Regions from separate parts of the Homo sapiens genome. Here region 1 is linked to region 2. A link is an interaction called in ENCODE POLR2A ChIA-PET data of the cell type or tissue named here. Cell type or tissue: Caco-2. All regions are shown on one strand. Each heading gives the region's core, and the rest is flanking DNA. Links, peaks and the distances in the headings are about the cores only.

Region 1 (2,905 bases), core at 182-2,681, 83 kb after region 2:
CAACTTTGAGATGGTTCAACCTCTTGACTTTGGAATTAAAATGCACAGCCCCAGCCACCCCAAGGAAGCGCTTAGAGCCACAAGGCGCTTTCGTGTTGAGCAGGGAAAGATGGGCAGGTGTGCGAGACACGCATTTCGGTGTGCCCTGCCACATTGCTTGCAGCGTTGGCGCGTTTGGACAGCGCCTCCGGTTTGGGGCTCTGAGGCCGGGGAGTGCGCCCTCCAGCTTCGCGGGTCTGGGGTTCCCAGGGCCAGACCAGCCGCTACACTCTGCACACCAATGCGCCCTCCAGGCCTGCCGGTCGCGACGTCCTTCTCCGCTCTCAGCACAGGCGCCAAGCCGGGAGTCAGGGCTTCCGGGTCCAGCTGCTGACAGAAGGAGGAGCGAGCTGCACTGGGGCTTCAGCACCGAGTCCAGAGGGAGAGAGAGGCGAGCGGGGTGAGCGGCCACCGGCGAGCTGGGGTTCGCTGCACACCCATCACCACAGACATTTCAAAAAGAATCAAGCCTTTTGAAGTCTGCCAGAGCTGCGGTTTGTTAATTGACACTGTTCAACTGAGTGACAATTGTTCCGCTCAGTGGGGGCCATCCACTCCCTTCCTCTCTCCCCCTCCTTTTTTTTTTTTTTTTTCTTATAAAATAGGAATTAACTCCTTGGTTCTCCGTTCTTCTGTGCCAAGGGGCAGGATTTATTTAAGACGGCAAGGGCTTTGGCGATTCTGTGCGTTGAAGTCTTTCTCACATTTGCGTGAATGTACTTCAGGAAGGCCGTGTTAAATTCTCTCTCTCCAGATCCCAGAGGGTCGCCGCTGCACCCCTGTTCCGGGCATGAGCTGGAAAGGCCCTCTTAGTGGGTCCTGTGACCTGGAGCGAGTTAGTCTGAGACTTTGGGGACAGGGTGGGAGTCTTTCTCCTTCCTTGACACTGGGAGGAGCCAGGGAGCAGGGGGTTGTGGGTATGCGGCTAGAGGGAAGGTTCCAGACACGTCGAGAGTGGGAAACTTAAATTCCCCTCTCTGGTGTAGGCGCAGGCTTTAGCTCCAGGATCTTTTCTGGGTAAGGAGTCGGTGCCCGCTTAAGATGGCATGATAGGTAGCAGGGGGCCTCAGCGTGTCCTCACTCTCCACTTGGCCTTGAAGTGGGGACGCGGAGCCGCGCCGCTCCTCGGCGATTCGCCAGGTCTCTGTTCGCAAACAGCTGAGTTGCGAGGCCCAAGTATACTTAAAGCAAAACCTCGGCCGCGGGCCTTCAGCACTGCCCTCCAGGCCTGGGGAAGATACCGCGATGCCCAACTGGCCACGCCACCAGGTCTGGCCTTGCGTATCCGCCTCCAAGGATCCAAAGCCGGCCTGGGGCTGTCCAATCGAGTCCGTGGAGAGCCCGGAGCTACTCCATCGCCGCCCCTGCCCCAAGGCGGTCGCGCCCTCACCCCTCGCCGCACTCCGCCCCCAACCACCCCCGCGTGCCCCCGCCAGCCTCTGGCCCCTGCACTCAGCTAGGGGGCTGTGTTCCAACTCCCACCTCCATCCCCACGGTGGCGCAGCCGAGGAAACCTTTCTTGACCAAGGCCAAGCCCAAGCCCAAGCCCAATCGTGACAGCTTTTCCAGGAGGCAGGCACTGGGCGGTTAAATTCGAAGGAGCGGGAAAACACGTCTTGCCCGGCTCCAAAGTTAGCTGCCTGAGCAAAAGGAAGGGCGGAGCTACCCGGTGGAACGGCCTAGCCGCTAGCGTGGCTACTCCAACCTGGGGCCCGAGCCCCTGGAGCTGGCGGCCGCGGACTGCGTCCCTGGGGACACTGGAGGGGACTCCAGGGACAGCGTGGGTGGGCCTTTCCCCCGCACGCGCCTCTGTCACTCTCTTTCCGGGCCAGAGCCGGGGCAGCGCTCTAAATTAAGGTCGACCTCCAGCGCTGGGTGAAGTCTTGAGTCCGCCCGGGAGCCCTAGGTGAGGGTGGTCGCGGTTTGGCGGGGGCTAGCGGGTCAGCCCCTATTTCTGCCCCCACCCCGATTGCCTCTCGATGTCGGCCCCCGCGCTCCCTCCCTCGCCGGCGCTCCCTCCCTCGCTCGCGCTCCCTGTACGTCGCCGCGTTTACCAGCGCGTTTTGTTCCCCTGTCGGATTCCCGGCCGAGGGGCTGTAACCGTGTTCTCCTCCGATGGACGCTAATCAAGTAATTTCCCCATCCCAGCCCCATCAAATTGCTCTTTAGCTGTTGAACCGCGGAGTTTTGCTCGCCTTTTCACATGCTAATCACGCCCATTCAGCGGCTCTCGGTGGGGCTGTTTGTCGCGGGATAAATCTCCTTGTTTGCCCGCTGCATGATTAATTGATATTGTTGTCTGGCTTTTGTGGGGACTGCGAGGAGCTGAAAGGCGGCGCGTCGTGGCTGCGCCGGGGCCGCTAGCGACATCATCGGGCTGCCGAGGTCCCGGCGAGGTCGGGCCGGGGCTGATGACATTATGGGCCCGATTTGGTTTTCCTTGTTAGAAACATGATGAAAGACTTGGAAACCTCCTGTCTTACAACCCACCAACTGGGTGCAGAAACCGCCCGGCGTTTAAGCCACAAGCTCAGACAAAGCCCTGGTGTTTGCTCAATTCAGGGGAAAAAGTGGGTGTCACTTCTCCACGCAGGAGACAATTAAATCTTATTTCGGCCCACCCGGGATTTCAACAGAGTTGAACATGAACGCACAGCATAGTGGTTTGGTTTTACAAAGAACAAAAAGAAAAAAAAAATGTTTTTGGGGTTAGCGGTTGTAAAAGCAGGAACCAAAGGTTAAAACTCCTAAAAAATAAGTAAACGGAAGCCAGAGCCTCCCTTGTAGGCAGCGGTGGAGGAAAGTTGCGCAGAGGCGCTTCCACGCCGGGCCCCTAGCGATGCAGTTTGCGGAAACGCCACTCCCT
Region 2 (2,905 bases), core at 214-2,713:
GTAAGTGGACTTTTCGAAACGGAAGAAACGGATTCCAAGTGTACTCATGATTACAGATGCCAGTCATGCTCCTAAAACAACCATGCCCAGTCCAGTCCATCACATGGACATCATATGTCCATGTGATGTGTGACACAGCTGATCAGTAAGGATAATCAGTCTCATGACCAGAAATTCTTTTAGGGATTTGGCTATCCTGGAAAGCAGTGCTTTTCAACGTTTAAGGTGGCAGAACACCTGAAATTCACAAAAATTTTTGCCATGAAGTATTGATATATTCCATTTATCACATAAATTAGAACATTTTTTACTAGTAAACAATAAATATATGTACACAATATAAAAATCAAACCATTAACACATACGTCCATGATTTAAGAATCTGTCGAGATCAGCAACTTCCATACTTTCCATTATTTTTCATTTGGTACTCTCATTCATTTTATTATCTTCTAGTAGGCAAACTATATAGCAGGTGCCCAAGTTTTAGTAAACCAATTTTGAGACGGTTCTCAAAATTCAAAGATTAATTTTCCTATGAACTTAGAATGTAGAATAATTCCAGCAGGGCATGGTGGCACACGTCTGTAGTCCCAGTTACTCGGGAGGCTGAGGCAGGAGAACTGCTTGAACCTGGGAGGTTGAGGCTGTGGTGAGCCAGGATGGCGTCACTGCACTCCAGCCTGGGCAACAGAGCAAGACTCTGTTTAAAAAAAAAAAAAAAAGTAGGGTTGGGCGTGGTGGCTCACGCTTGTAATCCCAGCACTTTGGGAGGCTAAGGTGGGTGGATCACTTGAGGCCAGGAGTTCGAGACCCTGTTGGGCAACAATGGTAAAACCCTGTCTCTACTAAAAGTACAAAAATTAGCCGGGTGTGGTGGTGGCTGCCTGTAATCCCAGCTACTCGGGAGGCTGAGGCAGGAGAATCGCTTGAACCCAGGAGGCAGAGGTTACAGTGAGCCGCGATCATGCCACTGCATTCCAGCCTGGGTGACAGAGTGAGAATCCGTCTCAAAAAAAAAAAAAAAAAAAAGGTAGAATAATTTTACTAAAATATATCTGAGAATCACTACAGTAAAGAAAACAAATTTGAAACTAGTACTGTTTTCAGATTTAAAAACACATTTCCAGTCCATCAAAATAACAAGCAAATCAAAATGAATTTACACTGACAAAGGAAAACCGTCAGAAAAAAAGTGAGAAAAATAGTTGAAAGCCATAAAAGATAGGGGACTCAGAACTATTCCTCACATCTCTCTTGTAGGTTAAGGTAATATTCTAAAGCTTCCAACCCAAATTCAAAATAGATTCAGTATAAAAGTACAGAAAGCACGTGCACGTGCATACACACACGTACACACAGACACACACACACACAATTATTTTTTTCCTTTCCTTGAGACAGGGTCTTGCTCTGTTGCCTGGGCTGGAATGCAGTGATGCAATCATAGCTCACTGTATTTCCCAACTCCTGGGCTCAAGCAAGCCTCCCACCTCAGTTTCCTGAGTAGCTAGGATTACAGGTGTGTACCATCATGCCTGACTAACTTATTTTTATTTTTATAGAGCCAAGGTCTTGCTATGTTGCTCAGGCTGGTCTCAATCTCCTGGCCTCAAGTAATCCTCCCACCTCGGCCTCCCAAAGTGCTGGGATAAAAGGCATGCCACGACACGAGGCCCCAGGAAACATTAAAGTCTTATTTCCTGCTTAACTTTCAAGTTTTAGGGTGTCTCATTCACCTGGCCTACCTGCAGACACTTTTCCCTCACTGAAGGGAAGCTTTCCCACTCAGTTATCAAGCTTGAAGGTTCTTTGTCAAATCCCACCTTAAAACAAACTTGGTTTTTCCAAAAGTCTGTCACTAGAAGCTCAACTGCTATTCTTCAAAGGTGAGAACTATAAGTTAAAGATAATTAAAGGGAAAGTATGCCACATAGAACTAAAGAAGGAAGAATGAAATGGGCAACAACAGGCAGTAATGAAGTCAGGGGACCGGGCGTGGTGGCTCACGCCTGTAATCCCAGCCCTTTGGGAGGCCGAGCAGGTGGATCGCCTGAGGTCAGGAGTTCGAGACCAGCCTGGCTAACACAGTGAAACCCCGTCTCTACTAAAAATACAAAAAATTAGCTGGGTGTGGTGGTGGGCACCTGTAATCCCAGCTCTACTTGGGAGGCTGAGGCAGGAGAATCACTTGTACCCAGGAGGCAGAGGTTGCAGTGATCTGAGATCGCACCATTGCACTCTAGCCTGGGCAACAACAGCGAGACTCTGACTCAAAAAAAAAAAAAAAAAAGATGTCAGGGATGCAGAGAAGGAAAGTGTTGGGTCTGCCACCTGGCAACCATTAACAGAACCCAGTTTTATTCTGACGAACCACTACTCCCCTATCCTAACCCATACAGCTTGAGTGAAGCATGAGATCCAGGTAAAAGCCAATGGACTCTGCCCTTGCTTCAGTGATTGTGTAGGGGATGGGCATATGATGTGGTCAGAGCCAATGACAGCCTCTGATTCAGCATGCCAGGGAAAAATTCTCCAGCTGCAGGGCCTAAGAACTGAGTTGATCCAGACGGAGTAGATCAGAGGGAAACAGAGAAGTCAGAGCCCACTGGTACCATCTGAGGCTTGGGCAAAGCCAGCCTGAAGACTGTCTACCACTGGGCTGCATTGACATATGCAGTGAATGAGTCCTACTGCATAAAAAGAGAAAATACACTTTAAAAAGGGTTAAAAGGGACAAAAAAAAATCCTGTAATTTACTGTTTCTGTATCAGTTTTATTTTTATTGTAAGCATGCTAATTCTTTGATTATAAAATGTAAAATATTTTGCATGGCCTGAAAAATATTTAGCACATATGTAAAAAGAAATGGTCATTAAAAGCATTCCCATTATGGGAAGATTTC

The links. Peaks named below come from ENCODE experiments on the same cell type or tissue, not always from the same donor. Only the 100,000 strongest peaks of a DNase experiment are listed, where the experiment ranks them.
Region 1: POLR2A ChIA-PET joins it to region 2 with 11 read pairs; 6 of 35 experiments call an interaction of 5 or more read pairs at or near these places.

The regions. Positions count from the first base shown.
Region 1 is chr20:21,100,424-21,103,328 of GRCh38, reverse strand. All of the region lies in intron 1 of LINC00237 (long intergenic non-protein coding RNA 237), which reads left to right. Among named protein-coding and RNA genes, the nearest start is that of LINC00237, 4.5 kb to the left of the region's middle. RefSeq lists enhancers at 98-147, 1,678-2,547. In Caco-2, for the core only: no CTCF peak of the experiment used is centred there; DNase peaks (open chromatin) are centred at 379, 948 and 1,508; H3K4me3 peaks cover 2,500 bases.
Region 2 is chr20:21,183,535-21,186,439 of GRCh38, reverse strand. The region is part of intron 6 of KIZ (kizuna centrosomal protein); the gene reads right to left. Among named protein-coding and RNA genes, the nearest start is that of KIZ-AS1, 33 kb to the left of the region's middle. In Caco-2, for the core only: no CTCF peak of the experiment used is centred there; a DNase peak (open chromatin) is centred at 1,459.